4 separate regions of the Homo sapiens genome follow, and all the other regions are linked to region 1. A link is a contact called in ENCODE Hi-C or POLR2A ChIA-PET data. All regions are on one chromosome and are shown on one strand. The core of a region is the stretch at or near the end of the contact, and the rest is flanking DNA. Distances in the headings are between cores, read along the strand shown.

The links. Hi-C counts contacts between places; a loop is a spot of excess contacts on that map. ChIA-PET counts read pairs that join two places held with the same protein, here RNA polymerase II (POLR2A). Pooled maps may share reads with other maps.
Region 2: a pooled map shows a loop between it and region 1 (19-fold over the local background). The contact joins the promoter of ITPKC here to the promoter of MED29 in region 1. A Hi-C loop is called at or near these places in 2 of 168 maps with a recorded cell type or tissue (ascending aorta and sigmoid colon), 1 of 37 single-sample maps with no recorded cell type and 14 of 50 pooled maps.
Region 3: a loop to region 1 is called in a pooled map, with 6 times the contacts of the local background. The contact joins the enhancer-like site here to the promoter of MED29 in region 1. A Hi-C loop is called at or near these places in 6 of 37 single-sample maps with no recorded cell type and 4 of 50 pooled maps.
Region 4: a pooled map shows a loop between it and region 1 (13-fold over the local background). The contact joins the promoter of HNRNPUL1 here to the promoter of MED29 in region 1. A Hi-C loop is called at or near these places in 1 of 168 maps with a recorded cell type or tissue (CD8-positive, alpha-beta T cell) and 7 of 50 pooled maps. POLR2A ChIA-PET finds 5 or more read pairs at or near these places in 1 of 52 experiments (AG04449).

The regions. Positions count from the first base shown.
Region 1 is chr19:39,389,364-39,393,147 of GRCh38, reverse strand. It overlaps MED29 (mediator complex subunit 29), which reads right to left and starts at 1,770. Exons shown (of 4, transcript NM_017592.4): 1 at 1,510-1,770; 2 at 626-684. The coding sequence starts at 1,725. It overlaps PAF1 (PAF1 component of Paf1/RNA polymerase II complex), which reads left to right and starts at 2,042. Exons shown (of 14, transcript NM_019088.4): 1 at 2,042-2,330; 2 at 2,859-2,888; 3 at 2,987-3,079; 4 at 3,387-3,508; 5 at 3,602-3,668; 6 at 3,765-3,784. The coding sequence starts at 2,284. It also overlaps a transcript of SAMD4B not described here. RefSeq lists an enhancer at 1,426-1,715 and a silencer at 3,253-3,384.
Region 2 is chr19:40,715,750-40,719,197 of GRCh38, reverse strand. It overlaps ITPKC (inositol-trisphosphate 3-kinase C), which reads right to left and starts at 2,086. Exons shown (of 7, transcript NM_025194.3): 1 at 908-2,086. The coding sequence starts at 2,062. It overlaps COQ8B (coenzyme Q8B), which reads left to right and starts at 2,312. Exons shown (of 15, transcript NM_024876.4): 1 at 2,312-2,611. RefSeq lists enhancers at 1-262, 2,766-2,845 and a silencer at 1,836-2,195.
Region 3 is chr19:38,046,844-38,050,624 of GRCh38, reverse strand. All of the region lies in intron 2 of SIPA1L3 (signal induced proliferation associated 1 like 3), which reads right to left. Among named protein-coding and RNA genes, the nearest start is that of SNORD152, 110 kb to the left of the region's middle. RefSeq lists enhancers at 1,005-1,534, 2,188-2,936. Within about 2 kb of position 1,949, at least 13 of the 41 ENCODE cell types and tissues checked have a DNase peak (open chromatin) inside an H3K27ac peak, as active enhancers do.
Region 4 is chr19:41,262,873-41,266,410 of GRCh38, reverse strand. HNRNPUL1 (heterogeneous nuclear ribonucleoprotein U like 1) reads right to left here and starts at 2,039. Exons shown (of 15, transcript NM_007040.6): 1 at 1,613-2,039. The coding sequence starts at 1,907. RefSeq lists silencers at 1,514-1,563, 1,584-1,653, 1,744-1,983 and enhancers at 1,989-2,527, 2,528-3,067, 3,068-3,538.

The sequences.
Region 1 (3,784 bases), core at 521-3,020:
CTCCAGCCTGGGCGACAGAGCAAGACTCTGTCTCAAAAAAAAAAAAAAAAAAAAAAAAAAAAAAAAGAAAAGAAAGAAAGAAAGAAAGAAAAGGAAAAGGCTGGGCATGATGGTTCATGCCTGTCATCCCAGCACTTTGGGAGGCCAAGGTGGAAGGACTGTTTGAACCCAGGAGTTTGAGACCAGCCTGGACAACGTGGCAAGACCCTGTCTCTACAAAACAACAACAAAAATAAAATAAAATAGGAGAAGTGATTCGTGAGGCTGAGGGGATGGCTAGAGGCCAGGAGTTTGAGACCAGCCTGGGAAACATAGCAAGACTCCGTCTCTATAAAAAAATCTTACAAATTAGCCAGGCATCTGTAGTCTGTAGCCATGTCTGTAGTCCTGGCTACTTGGGAGGCTGAGGCAAGAGGATCTCCTAACTCAGGTGTTCAAGGCTGCAATGAGCCAAGATCGTGCCACTGTAGTCCAGCCTGGGTGACAGAGGGAGACCCTGTCTCAAAAAAAAAAAAAAAAAAAAGTAAATATAGAAGGTGAGGTGGGCGGGGAGCAGGAGAAGGAAAGATGAATTTCAAAGACTGGGAAGGCAATAGAATATCCTGGTAAAGGGGGCTGCACTCACTGTCCATTGTCGATGTTAGTGTTCTGAATCAAGTTTTGGGCCGCAACCTTCATCAAGGTCTAGTCAAAACAAAAACAAAACACGTGGGAAATGGAAAAACAAAAGGGAATACCTCTGGCAGATCTACACTCTTTCTTGAGATCACTCAGTCTCAGGTTTTCTTTTCAACTGGCACCTTCCCTCCTGACTTTCCAAAGTAATATTCGTTTCCATTCCTATAGCTGTCACCACTCCATCCTCCCAGAGGCCCGCTCTCACCTGAGCTTCTCGCCAATAACCTAAGGGTCCTCCCTCACCTATCAATCAAGGGCAGAATCTCCGTATAAGCCAGTACTCTCCTCAGGCTTTAACGACCAGAGCCCAGTTTCTCCTTTAAACAACCCCTCACTCAAGCTCCGGCCAGTCCCAGCCTCAGCATCAGCGCTGATCCCATCTCTGCCGAGCTTCGCTTAGGTCTCGCAGAAAACAACAGTTTTATTTATTTATTTATTTATTTTTTTGACGGAGTCTCGCTCTGTTGCCCAGGCTGGAGTGCAATGGCACGATGTCGGCTCACTGCAACCTCCGCCTCCTGGGTTCAAGCGATTCTCCTGCCTCAGCTTCCCGAGTAGCTGTAATTACAGGCGCGCGCCACCATGCCCGGCTAATTTTTGTATTTTTAGTAGAGACGAGGTTTCACCAGGCTGGTCTTGAACTCCTGACCTCAAGTGATCCGCCCGCCTCGGCCTCCCAAAGTGCTGGGAACACAGGCGTGCACCAGCCAGGCCAAAACAGCAGGTTCTATTCCTCTTTCTGCTTAGCGCTCTCTCCGACTAACCTGGCCCTCGGCCTGCCCCTCTAGACTACCAAATCCAGTTTGCTTCTCGCTGCTTAAGGCCAATCACCTGTAGACTCTCCTTCAGCTGCGGGATGAGCATCTTATAACGCTGCACAGGATCGAAGTCCTGTTGCTGTTGCTGCAGGAGGCCGCTCTGGGCAGGGCCCACCAGTTGTGCTGGCGGTTGCGGCTGCTGCTGGGGACCCGGGCCGCCAGCCGAACTAGGACCCGATACACCAGCAGCTGAGGAAGCCGCTGAAGCTTGCTGCTGGGATGCAGCCATCTTCCTCGCGTAGACCGCCGGAAGTGCGTTACGACTGCGTCTCTCCCCGTTGCTTTTCAGCATCCCTATTTCTAGTCCCCGTTTGCTAGTTAGTCCCGCCCCCTAGGCAATTAAGCCAATGGAGGGGAAGGAGGTGCCCCAACGTTACGTCACTCTCAAATCTGCGTCCAGACTGAGATATCTCTCCACCAATCACAGAAGCACCTCTCTCCCTCGCTCCGCCCTTCACCCAGACGCTCGCCAATCCGTGTGTGGTTCCGAGCCGGACTTCATTTCCCCGAAGGCGTCGCGGCCTGAGGAGACCCGTTGGGTCCTCAGCGTCTTGGCGGCAGTTGGTGGAACCGGAGCTTCGAGTCCGTCCCCGGTGCTGCCTGCGCGTTCACCTGAGTCTCGCTGGAGCTCTTCTCGCCCGCCCACCTCATCTCAACCCACTTTCCGCGGGGAGCGGCGCCAAGCTGGGCCTTCCTCGGATCAGGCGTCCCCTGAAGTCGGCACGCCCCTCTGCGTCCCCCTTCGGTCCCGCTAGGACCCCGTCCGGGCTGCCGTCGCCTCGTCGCTATGGCGCCCACCATCCAGACCCAGGCCCAGCGGGAGGATGGCCACAGGTAGGCGCCACGCTTTTCTGTTGCAGCAAGGCGGGGGATCGGGAGAGGGTTTCTGCTGAACAACGTCACCAGCCCCCAGGTCTGCCCGTGACGTCATGAAGCGCTCACCTTTGACGAAGGGGGCGGGTTCCTTCTGAGATTCAGGTGTTCCCCTCCTCCCCGCCGTGCAGTTCAGGGATTAGGCTTTTGGAGACTCCCTCCAGAAGGGATCCCTCCAGTCAACCGTTTGGAGACCCCTCTTCCGAAGACGATTGAGTACATGGTTCTTTATTAAAGCACTTGAAGCCATCTCCTGCAAAAGGGATTGAGCACTTGGCCTTGTTCATTAAAGCTTTTGGGGGCATTTCTTCCTAAATAAATTGAACATTTGTCTCCTTCCATTAAAGCATTTGGACACTCCCCACACCACCACCCAAAGAAACCAGCATTTGTCACCCCTCCTACCTTTTGAAAGGTTGGGGAAGCCTTTTTCATTCTCCTGTCAATCCCGTCCTCTCCACCTATCACTGTTTCTTTCTTCTCCACTAGGCCCAATTCCCACCGGACTCTGCCTGAGAGGTGAGCCCCACTGTGCTTTCCCAGGAGCGGTGGGGCAGTGGGGCTGGGAGCAGAGGTGGGGCAGCGGGGGCCCACTTTTGAGCCACTAATGTTCCTAGGTCTGGAGTGGTCTGCCGAGTCAAGTACTGCAATAGCCTCCCTGATATCCCCTTCGACCCCAAGTTCATCACCTACCCCTTCGACCAGAACAGGTGAGACTAAGGAATGGGAAAACTACTCAGGTATGAGTTCCTTGAAGGCAGGGACTGCTTGTCTCGTTGGCTGCTGTCTGCTCAGGGCCTAGCACAGTACCTACCCTAGCACATAGTAGTAGCTGCTCAATTGTTAATGGAGCAAGCAGTGTCCAAGTCCCTTCCCACTGGGGAGCCAGCTTTCAGACTCTGCCATGGGGGACACTTCATTCTGAGTTCCTCCCCAGAGAAGCTCCGCCTCTGGGAAGCAGGGCTGTGAGGGGTGAAGCTGGAATCCAAACACCACAATAGGTGTTTCCCCACCCAGGTTCGTCCAGTACAAAGCCACTTCCTTGGAGAAACAGCACAAACATGACCTCCTGACTGAGCCAGACCTGGGGGTCACCATCGATCTCATCAATCCTGACACCTACCGCATCGACCCCAATGGTGTGTGGGGAGACAGGGAGGGTCTGCTCTAGGTCAGCAAAGGCTCAGGCCTGGGCCTCCCTCATGGTCCTCCTGCCCCCCGCTCTCCTCTAGTTCTTCTAGATCCAGCTGATGAGAAACTTTTGGAAGAGGAGATTCAGGCCCCCACCAGCTCCAAGAGGTGAGTGGGTAGCAAATGGGTACTGGAGACTGGCTCAGGTGGGCCCTACAAGCAGGAGGGCAGTGGGGTCCTGAGATACCTGATTTCCCACCCCAGATCCCAGCAGCACGCGAAGG
Region 2 (3,448 bases), core at 837-3,336, 1.3 Mb before region 1:
GGCATGTGGGGTGAAGCGGGGCTCAGGGCAGACTCCAGCCAGGGGCCCCAGAGCAAAAAGAGGCCTCAGCAGGCAAGCTGGCAAGCTGATGGACTCCGGACTCGGCTCCCAGCCCCACGGCTCCCAGCCCCACGTGAGGCTCTCCAGTTTCACACCGGCCTCTGCTCTGTCCCGCCCTCCCTGAACCTGCCCGGCCGGTCCTCCTGATTCACCAGGGGAGAGCCACACCCAAGCTGGGGGTGACGGTGGACAAAGTAAACAAGAGTGTTCAGGGGGCTCCTTGGGGATGTAGGGGTCACAGGGGAGACCAGGTGGGCTCCCGGCTAGGCCAAGGATCCTTTGGCGTTTGGGGTCACACAGCCCTTTTGCGAATCTGATGCAAGCTGGGGGAATCGCTTTGCTCCCTAGAAAAATGTACATACAAATAGGCTAAGGGGTGGTGAAGGTTTGTGACCCTTTAAGACAGCCACAGGCCCCAGATTAAGAAATGTGGGGTAGAAAGTGCACCCTGCCTGTCTCCCTATCCCAGTGTTCTTCAGATTCCAGAGGATTAGACAGATGTCAGACCGTCGCTGCAACAATGTATGTGAACACGCACGGCAGGCTCCTTAGTCCTACAATTTCAGGGGTTCCTGGGCCCCATAAAGTCGGTCAGTGGCCCTCCATTGTAGACCCCCAGGAGTGGAGACAGTGCAGGAAGGGGAAAGGAGAGAATTAAGAAGGGGTGCCTGGAGTGAATTAGTAACCTGGCTGTCAGAGGGAGGAGGTCAGTGGATGGAAGAGGTTCCCGGAGATGAAATTGCTGGTGGGCAACTAACAGTAAATGGGTAGAGAACTTCCTAAGCAAAGGCGGAGGAATAAGGAGTTTTGCGTGATGTGGCTCAAGGGCAGGATGGGTCCCACTCACCCCAGACCTGTCCTCGGGATCGCTGGCACCTCCGCCCCCGGCCACCACGTCATCCTCAGACTCGTCGAAAGAAGAGGCAGAGGAGAAGCCGCCGCTGCCCCCCTCAACCCGGGAGGGGGGTCCCACTGGCTGGGCCTCAGGCTCAGGGGTCTCAGGGGTAATGATGAGGCGGGGCACAGGGCACAGGGGGCTACACTTCAGGTGAGAGTACAGGTGAGTCAGCAATTCTCCAGGCTCTGGTTCCTCTAATGGGCCATCCTCAGGCTCTCCCAAGAGGCAGTCTGTCCCAGGTGCTGTCTGGGAACCGTCAGTGCTAGGTTGTGTCCAGGAGCCATCAGTATCCTGTTGTATTTGGAAACCACCAGTGCCAGGCTGTTTCCTGGCTGCTTCAGTATCCTGTTTTTTCTGGGAGCCATCAGTATATGGCTCTGTCCAGGGACCTTCAATATCCTGTTGTGTCCTGGAGCCATCAGTATACAATTCTTTCCAGGAGCCATCAGCACTTGGCTCTTTTGAGGGACAGGCTCCTTCTGGGTGAGTCTGGAGGCTGGAACTGTTCTGGTGGGTCCAGAGGTTATCAGCCCAGGACTTGACCCTCTCTGGCTGAGTCTGTGACCCATGCGTTTCCAGCTCTGTCCAGGGCCCATGAACCCCTGGCTGTGTCCAGGGGCTGGCCTCCTCGGGCTGAAACTGGAGGTCGGACCTGTGCGGATCAGTCCAAAGGCCATCTGTCCCGGTCTCCGTCCAAAGACAAGTCGTCTCCAGCTCTGACCAGCTCCATTCTAGATGCGTCCGGAGGCTGGACCTGTCTGGCTCCGTCTTTTGCTTGGGCCTCTCGGTCTCTACTCCAAGGCCAGCTGCCGCGGGCTCAGTCTGTCCGTCTGTCCAGAATTCTGCCTGCGGACTCTCTGTCCCCGGCGCAGGCCCGAGGCCGGCCCTCTCAGGCTCGCTGTGGAGGCTGGACCCCTCTGTCCGGGCCCAGGGCCCGCCCCCCTCCGGCCGCCCCGCCGGGGCCCCTGCGCCGGGCCCAGGTCGCTGCTGTCCCGGCTGCCGCCGCCGCCCTCCTCGCGGCGCCTCCAGTCCCATGCGGGCCGCCGCGGGCAGCGCCCCGGCCTCCGCCTCGTTCAGGCTCCCACGGCACGGGCAGCGCCTCATGCCCGCTCCTTCGGTTCGGGCTTCGGCCGACCCGGCCCCTCCTATCCCTTTAAATCCCGCGAGGGGTGTGGCTGGGGAGCCCCGACTCCCGGGTTCCGGCCCGCGGAGCTCCAGCCCGCCCCGCCGCGCAAGGGTTAACCGATACTCCCCTCAAAGGGGAAAGCCCCGAAGCCCCGCCCCACCGGACGTGACGGAACGGAACGAGACGGAGCCTTGTCCGACTCCGCCTCCCAAGGGGAGGGGGTTTGCCTCTGAGCATCCGAAGCGCGGCCAGGTATGCATCTAGGGCACCGGGGTCCTGGTGGCGCGCCAGTGGGCCCCCTCCCTCCACCCCTGTGACTAAACCACCCTCCCTACACGGTTGAATGACAAGTTCAACCTTCCCTAAAACCCCCGGTGACGAGTCCAGCCGCGCGCCCATTCTTCACGCAGGGGCGGGACGGACTTTCAAAGACTTGGAGTTCCCACGGGTGTGGGTTCGAGACCTTCCTCTGCCAGTTCCCAGCTCCGCTACCCTGAGCAAATGACTTACGCTCCATTGGATTTTCCGTAAGAAATCTCTGTCATGTATAGAGTACTTGTTCTGTATCAGACCCTGACACGATTTCAGTTCATTCTCCAAGGCTGAACAATAGGGATGCCAGGGCTCCATTTTACACGTGAGAACAGAGGCTCAGAGATCTGCCGGCCTCTACCCTTTGCTTGCAGCTACGGGGCTATCTGACATGATCTCATGTATGTGAAGCATGTGGCCCCGGGCCTGGCACTGTCAGTTGTAGCCCAGTAGGATTATTTATTGTCCTAGGTGATTTTGATATATTTTGCCCCCAAGGCTGAGCTGCCACCCAGCTCCTGAGTCAGCCGTTCACCTCTGAAGGGGGAGAGGAGGTGGTTTGTCTTGAAATTGAGTCAACTGGGGGAGACATTGGGCACAGGTCCAAGGCTCTAAAATGAGTCACCTTTTCACAGACCAATGAGAGAAATCGAAGGCAGGAGCCCACCTAGTACCTCATACAGGTTGGGAAGGAGAAGTCCAGAGAGGGATGAGGGCTTTTCTGAGGTCACACAGTACGGGAATAGAGACAAAGAGGCCTGATTCCCGACAAGAGGGGTTGGGGCAGCGGGGTTCTGTGGGGGAAGCATCGGCATCCCTCCCTCTCCCAGTGGTGGGAAAGATGCCCCAACCAGATGCCTCTATTCCAGACTGTGAGAAGTGGGTGAGTCAGCCTGTTGTGGGGAGAGCAGGCTTTCCAACGCGCGCGCGCACACACACACACACACACACACACAGAGAAAGAAAGATAGGATGGGAGGTGGTTTTCTGGGATGCCAAGGTTCCTGACTCAGCACTGGGAATCTTGGCTGAGTGTGTTCTGGGAAATGTCA
Region 3 (3,781 bases), core at 700-3,199, 1.3 Mb after region 1:
TTCCTCCACAGGCAGAGCCATTCTGACGTGCATTGAAAGTGAAAGGATACAACATTTGAAAGTTTAGAAACTTTAAAACAATAATAATGACGGTGATAGTGATAATAATTGCTAATGCTTTCAGATCACATATGTGTTAGGCGCTGTTTTTTTGTTGTTGTTGTTATTGTTGAGACAGTCTCACTCTGTTGGCCAGGCTGGAGTGCAGTGGTGTGATCTTGGCTCACTTCAACCTTTGCCTCCTGGGTTCAAGGGATTCTCCTGCCTCAGCCTCCTGAGTAGCTGGGATTACAGGCATGCGCCACCACGTCGGGCTAATTTTTGCATTTTTAGTGGAGACGGGGTTTCATCATGTTGGCCAGGCTGGTCTCGAACTCACGACGTCAAGTGATCCACCTGCCTCGGCCTCCCAAAGTGTTGGGATTACAGGCGTGAGCCACCATGCCCAGCCAGCACTGTCTTAAATGCTTTACATATATTATCTCATTTAATCCTCAAAATACCTTACAATATAGATACTACTATTATTTCCATTTTATATTTATGGCAGCTCTGAGGCTCAGAGAGGTGAACTAACTTGCTGGGTTACATGGCAGGGTCAGGATTCAAACGCAGGTCACCGGCTCCAGAATTTGCCTTCCAATGCCTGTGCTGACTGGGCCTCTCTTGGAAAGGGGAGCCTGAATTAGGTTAACAGGGGCATGAAGAGGCACTCAGCCAGACTCACCATCAGAGCATTAAAACCCCGGAGACCCCACTTGACACCCTTCGGATTGGTGAAACTGGGAAGCAGGACAACAGCAAAGTGGCGAGAGGTATGGGGAAGCGGGACCCTCCTGTGCTCTCGGGGGAACGCGGGTCAGAGCAGCCTCATAGAGAGCTCAGGAGTTCAAGATCAGCCTGGCCAATGGAGCAAAACCCCAGTTCTACCAAAAGTACAAAAATTAGCTGGGTGTTGTGGCAGGTGCCTTAATCCCACCCCTGGGGAGAGAGAATGCCTATCTCCGGCTGCAACTGACTCCTGGGGGTAAGCCCCATGGGTTCCTAAGGCAAAGGTAGGCGGATGCTCACTTGAAGCATGGTTTGAAGTGGGGTGGAGCTAGGGGCAACCTGGATGCCCAACACCAGGGGACCAGACACGTGAGCCGTGGCAGATGTACAGCATGTACAACTGTTCAGCTGCCAGACGCCATACACTGGACACACATCCAGCAACGTGGCTAGATGGCGAACACATGCTATTTGGTGAAAACCAGAAGAAACCGAAAGAATGAGATACAGAGCTCCAAACCCCGGAAGCTGACTCTTTACTCAAACCTCAATATATATTTTGCAAGGATGTGTGCACAGCTACAGACACACCGGAAATATTTCAGACTGGGGGAAGGAATGAAAGGACCTATAGAGGATGAAGATGGAAAGAGAAACAAAAACCTTCCCAGTGACAAGGGAGGAGACACCCATTTTTTTTCCCCACCATCAGACAAGTAGTCTTTGGCAGCCAGACTCCACTTGCCCCCTGTCCACCCCCCGCTTTTTTTTTGAGATGGGGTCTCGCCCTGTCGCCCAGGCTGGAGTGCAGTGGCGCAATCTCAGCTCACTGCAACCTCCACCTCCTGGGTTCAAGCGATTCTCCTGCCTCAGCCTCACGATAGCTGGGACTACAGGTGTGCACTACCACACCCAGCTAATTTTTGTATTTTTAGTAGACACGGGGTTTCACCGTGTTAGCCAGGATGGTCTCTTGACCTCATGATCTGCCCGCCTCAGCCTCCCAAAGTGCTGGGATTACAGGTGTGAGCCACCGCGCCCAGCCTGCCCCCTTTTTTGGGTGTTAACTGAGGGTGGATGATGCAGGAGGCAGAAATTGGACGCAAGTCACTAAACTTCTTCAAAAGAAAACCACACTTCTTTGTTCTCAAATGCCACAAAATCTGTTGGGCCTGACACGATTTGCTAACTTAGGGAGGGGACTTGGTCAGGGACTGAGCTTGGCAGGCATTAATGGTTGTCTACTCAGTTTCCACTTCTGCTTTTTTCAGCTACTAGACAACAGAACCCAGTTGGTCAAGAGTGATCAGGATGTGGCATTCCTCTAGTAACTTGACCGGCCTGGTTGAGGGGCACGTGACCTCAGCTGGACCAGCTGTAGACTGAGGGGAACCACTTATAACCATCAGTGGGGTGTGTTCTCTCTCTCCTGATGCCTGTGGACAAGGGCAAGTGGCCCTGATTATCACTGGAAGCCATTCTGGAACCAAGAGGCATACAGAGGCCTTTGGAGGCTGAGAACCTGAGTCCCTGACAGACATGCTTGAGCTGCTGATCCTATCCACCTGGTGCCCATCCACCCCTGGGCTTCTAGAACACATCACATGTCTTAACCATTGGCCAGATGGTGCCAGGGTTGTTACTTGCAACTAAAAAGCATCCTGACTGAGAACCACAAAGCAGCCTGCTATCTTTTAATTGTTAAACAAGAGAAAATCTCTGTAGGAGGGAAATGGGGCATTAGAGGCATGAACAGGAAGGGCCAATTCATCCTAGTGTATGGGAAATGTTCACCCAGGCTGCATGTCCCCTGCCCACCCAGAGGCACACGCACGATTCTCTGTGCACGAGAGCTCAGGAAACCCTCTGCAGTGGGTCACTGTTTCCCTCACATCCTTTACCACAGTGGAGTTACCGCCGGTTTCCCATGTTGTATTTCTCCTGATGACGGCAGGGGGTTAATCCCCAGCTGACTGGAGCTGAGGATGAGAGACAGGACCAGAAAGCCCAGCCTGGCACTCCTGCAGCTGCTCTGTTCCTGAATCAAAGGTCGGACTTCAGGATCTGGACTGCCGCTGGGGTCTCTAAAATGACACGTGGTCCGAGGCCCTCCATGAGGAGACCTGGCTGGCTGCGGTGTCACATCCCTCCGTCAGCATCAAGGGAAAGATACCAGTGTGGCAGGGGCGGGCAAAGGAGCGTGCGCTCTGGGGTCAGCCCGGCCCGGGTTCAATCATCGCTCTACCCACAGATCGCCTGTGACTGCCTCTACTATAAAGTGAGTGGCAGGAGGGATCGAGGTCGAAGGAGGAAAAAATAACACAAACCTACCCAGTGAGACATTGTGTCACTGGCCATGTCGGTTCATTCATTCAACAAATATTTACTGAGCAGCTCTTTCGGGCCAGGTCCTGTTCTAGATGCTGGGGATATGGCAATGCACAAGACACAGAATTCCTATGGTCAAACAGGAGCTCACAGGCTATACTATAGGGTGTAGACAGGCAATACACAAGCCCACAAATCCACTGTGATATGTGCCATGAAGAAAATAAACCAGGTGATATGACAGAGAGAGGAATGTGTAGGAGTGTGTGTGAGTGCGTGCGTGTGTGCGTGCGTGTGTGTCGGCGGGGGAGAACAGGCTGGCAGGAAGTATAGCAGAGTGATTATGAAGCCAGATGGTCTGGGTTCAAATCCTGGTTCTGCCACTTCCTACCTGTGTGGCTCACGCAAACAACCCAACTTATCCGTGCCTCAGTTTCCTCATGTGTAAAACTGGATAGTGCCTGCCTCACAGGGTTTTTGGGAGGACTAAGTGGGTCAACACCTATAACATACTTAGCAGTGGGGACCACGCCTGGCTGGGGAGCCCATCCACTTAAGGGTCTCTGGAAGAGCCACTCAACCACCCAGGTGGTGCTGTTAGGCAGCCACAGCTACAAGCCATGTGGGTTTTCTGAGACACGATACACCCAAGTGCTCTCAAAGAGAGCCCCCTCCTGCAGGA
Region 4 (3,538 bases), core at 790-3,289, 1.9 Mb before region 1:
CCCAGGCTGGAGTGCAATGGCGTAATCTCGGCTGACTGCAACCTCCCCCTCCCAAGTTCAAGCGATTCTCCTGCCTCAGCCTCCCGAGTAGCTGGGACTACAGGCGCACACCACCAGATCCGGTTAATATTTGTATTTTTAGTAGAGACAGGGTTTCACTATGCTGGCCAGACTGGTCTTGAACTCCTGACCTCGTGATCCGCCCGCCTCGGCCTCCCAAAGTGCTGGAATAACAGGCGTGAGCCACTGCACTCGGCCCGAAAGCTGCTTTTTTTCTAACTGAAGATTCACGCCGTCCCATATCAGGTTTTCCTCTCCTCAGACAACCGCAGGTCTACCCGAACCCATTCCCAGAGTCACAGCTCCTGGCTGATGAAGAGTTCCGTGCTGCTCCCCGAGGGCCCCCACTCCCTGGGTACACAAATAACTGCTTCTGGGAACCGTCGAGATTTCTCCTGGAGACGCTCAGGTCCAGAAACATTCCCCACACTCCACTCTGAGGCCTCCAGTGAAGTCAACAGGTTTCTTTCTCTTTGCTCCCTACGGCCTCCCCCCTCCCCATATTCGCTAAGCCAGATACGTACTCCTGTGCTGGACACAGGATCCTCTGTCTCCCGCCACATATTTCATCCACTTGGAATGTTACCAACTCATCTGCCCCCATCCCACCCCCAGCTACCCTCTGTTCTCCAAAAACCCCACAGTTAGCTCCAGACCAGTCAGCAGCAGCCTCAAGAGTTATTTGCCCTCAGTTTTCTTAGCTCTAGACCCCCAGATCCTTTGTCCAGGAAAGCATCCTCTCCCCCGCCAGCCTCTGGACACCAGGGCTCCCTATACCTCTTCTAGAAGCCAACCAGAAAGTCCCCAGATCTCCCAGCACCTAATGTCCAGGCTGTGCCTGCTTCAAGGGTGGCCTTCCAGCCCCGGAAGAGAGATGGGGGTGCCCCCTAGTTCAATCTCCCGCAGCCCCTAAATGCTCACTAGCCAAACTCCAAAGCACTGAGTCCATTAGGACCCTCCCCAGCCACAGACACCAGCGCCTCCACCTCTCCCACCCACCCCCGTACCCAAATAGGAGAACGCCCAGGATCGCATCCAGCGGCATATTCCAGGATCCTCCTTCCTCAGAACTCTCGCAGCCCCGCACACCTGGACATTCCTTCCCCACCCTGGAAACACGGCTCCCCACCCCCCAGCCCACACGCTGGGCTAGCACGACCGCCAAGCCCACGGAGCTCCGTACCCTAGGATCCCCATTTTCGAGACCCTCCCCAACCCAAACGGAAAACCTCTTGTTCTTCCGACTCTCTTCGGCTCCAGAAAGCAGTTTCCGGTCTCCGATCCCTACGGTACGGAATCCTCCCCGCCACCCCCGTCCCTCACCTCCGAAACCCAGAGGCCCCTCCCCCAGTGTCCCCCCTGCACTGAGTGTCAGGATCCACCCTCCGGTCGTGCTGGGGCCCTGGTCCCCAGATCCTTTTCGGCGGCGGGTAGCGGGATCCCCCGATCCTCAGGTCGTCTCCCCGACCTCAGGCGCTGGACTCCCGCGTCCCACAGCCCTTTCCTCGGCCCAGGCTCCGGGCTCCCCGGCCCCCGCCCCGCGCACTCTCACAATGTCCGTCCGGCCCCGAGTAGCCGCCGGGCTCCGCGTGCGGCTGCAGCCCGGGCGGCGGTGGCTGCGCGGTCCCCTCCAGCTCGGAGCCCCCCTCGGTCTCGACCTCCTCGTTGATGTGCCCGGGTCGCCCCGGTTCGTCGTCGGCGTCGAGCTCCCGCTCGTCGTCAGGCTCCTCGGCCTCCAACGCCGCCTGCAGCCGCTCAGCAAGCTCGGCCTTGAGGCCTCGAGTGTCCAGGCCGCGGCGCTGCAGCTCCTCGCGAAGTTCGTTCACCTTCAGACGGCGCACATCCATGGCCCGGGCCCCCGGGGTGGCCCCCGAGCCCGGCCCGGCCTCCCAGGGCTCTGTCCCCCTTAAACCTTTCCTGTCAGGAGGCGAAGGGGGAAAGGGGGGGGGCCCACTCCAATGGCGGCAGCGGCTCAAAATGGCCGCCGCCACCGCCTCCCCCCTCACTCGTGCCTCGTCCGATGTTACATGAGTGCCAATTGGTCAGTGCGTGGGGCAACGGGCGCGGGCCCGGAAACCTAGCCAATCAGAGCGCCGTTTTCAAAACAACGGCCACGAGAAGGCCTAGGAGCTACTGGGGAGGAAGCGTTGGCCTACGTCGAAGCCGAGGCCGGAGCGGAGGGCGGGAAAAGGCAGGAGGCGGAGCGCTTGCTGATTGGGTAACTCTCGCGCGCCGGCTGCCGTAAGGTCCAATGAAAATAAGGGAGTAACAATTTGGTCCAATCAACGGTAAGATCTCAGAATGAGTGTCCCACGGCCTTTCCTGCGCAGTCCTTTCATCAAACTAAGTGTCTCTGTAACACACATTCCGATTGGTGTACATCTCCCGCCCCTTGAGGAGTCCGAGCGGGTAAAACCACTAGAACCAATCAAATGGAGGGTCGGCAGAAACCCCTCCTTCCTGTTGCCTTTAAGAAACCGGAAAGAGATGAATTCACCAGGAGCCCGCCCCTTGCCGTTAGGGCGGTTTCAAAACAATCTGCCCACCAATCGCAGTTATTGTCTTAGCTCACTAAAGCTGGTAGCGATGGCTCATTTTAGGAAAAGTTCACCAGATTGGCCGTGCTTCAGAGGACTGCCTCACAAATTTCGCTGTAGGAGGAGGTATACGAAATAGAGATTAAGTGGATACACAGTTCGTAATCTGGAAGGAACCCAGTTGCCTTTAGGAAAAGCAAAATTTTGAGTTGAGAGAGTCCCGAAGGTTTGGCTATAGAAACTAGACTAACAACGGGAGGCAAGTTGTAAAGGACACGGCCTCCCCTTCCCTTGGGTAGTCCGCGGCCGCCTTGCTCTATGGTCGGGTACCTGACGTGGAACGGGCGCTCTGCACGCGACCATAGAGCCTTCCCCTCCCGAAAGACATCCAGAAGTTCACCGACCGCTCTCCCGAATCCTCTAATCGGCTGTTCCCGTAAATCGGGCTGTCTGGCGTCTGTACCGACAAGCTCAACCCCACGGATCCGTCATTAACCTTCGCGCTCAGGAATACAAAAGCCACAGAGCTTCCCAGTGTCTAACGCTGCACCACCTGTCGCCTCTAACTCAAAACAAAACTCGAGTAAGACGCAATCGGGATACATGATGCAGACTCCCACTGCCTCCTGAGCCACACGTTAAGCCCGCAAAAGCCACACACTATCTCTACTCAGACAAAGGCACACCCCGCAGTCGTAAACAAACAGGCGTGCGTCAGATCAGACGCATCCAGTTCTTTTTTTTGTTGTTCTTTTTTTTTTTTTTTTTTTTTTGAGACGGAGTCTCGCTCTTGTTACCCTGGCTGGAGTGCAGGGCCTCTATCTCAGCTCACCGCAACCTCCGCCTCCCGTGTTCAAGCGATTCTCCTGCCTCAGCCTTCCGAGTAGCTGGGATTACAGGTCCCCGCCACCATGCCCGACTAATTTTTGTATTTTTAGTAG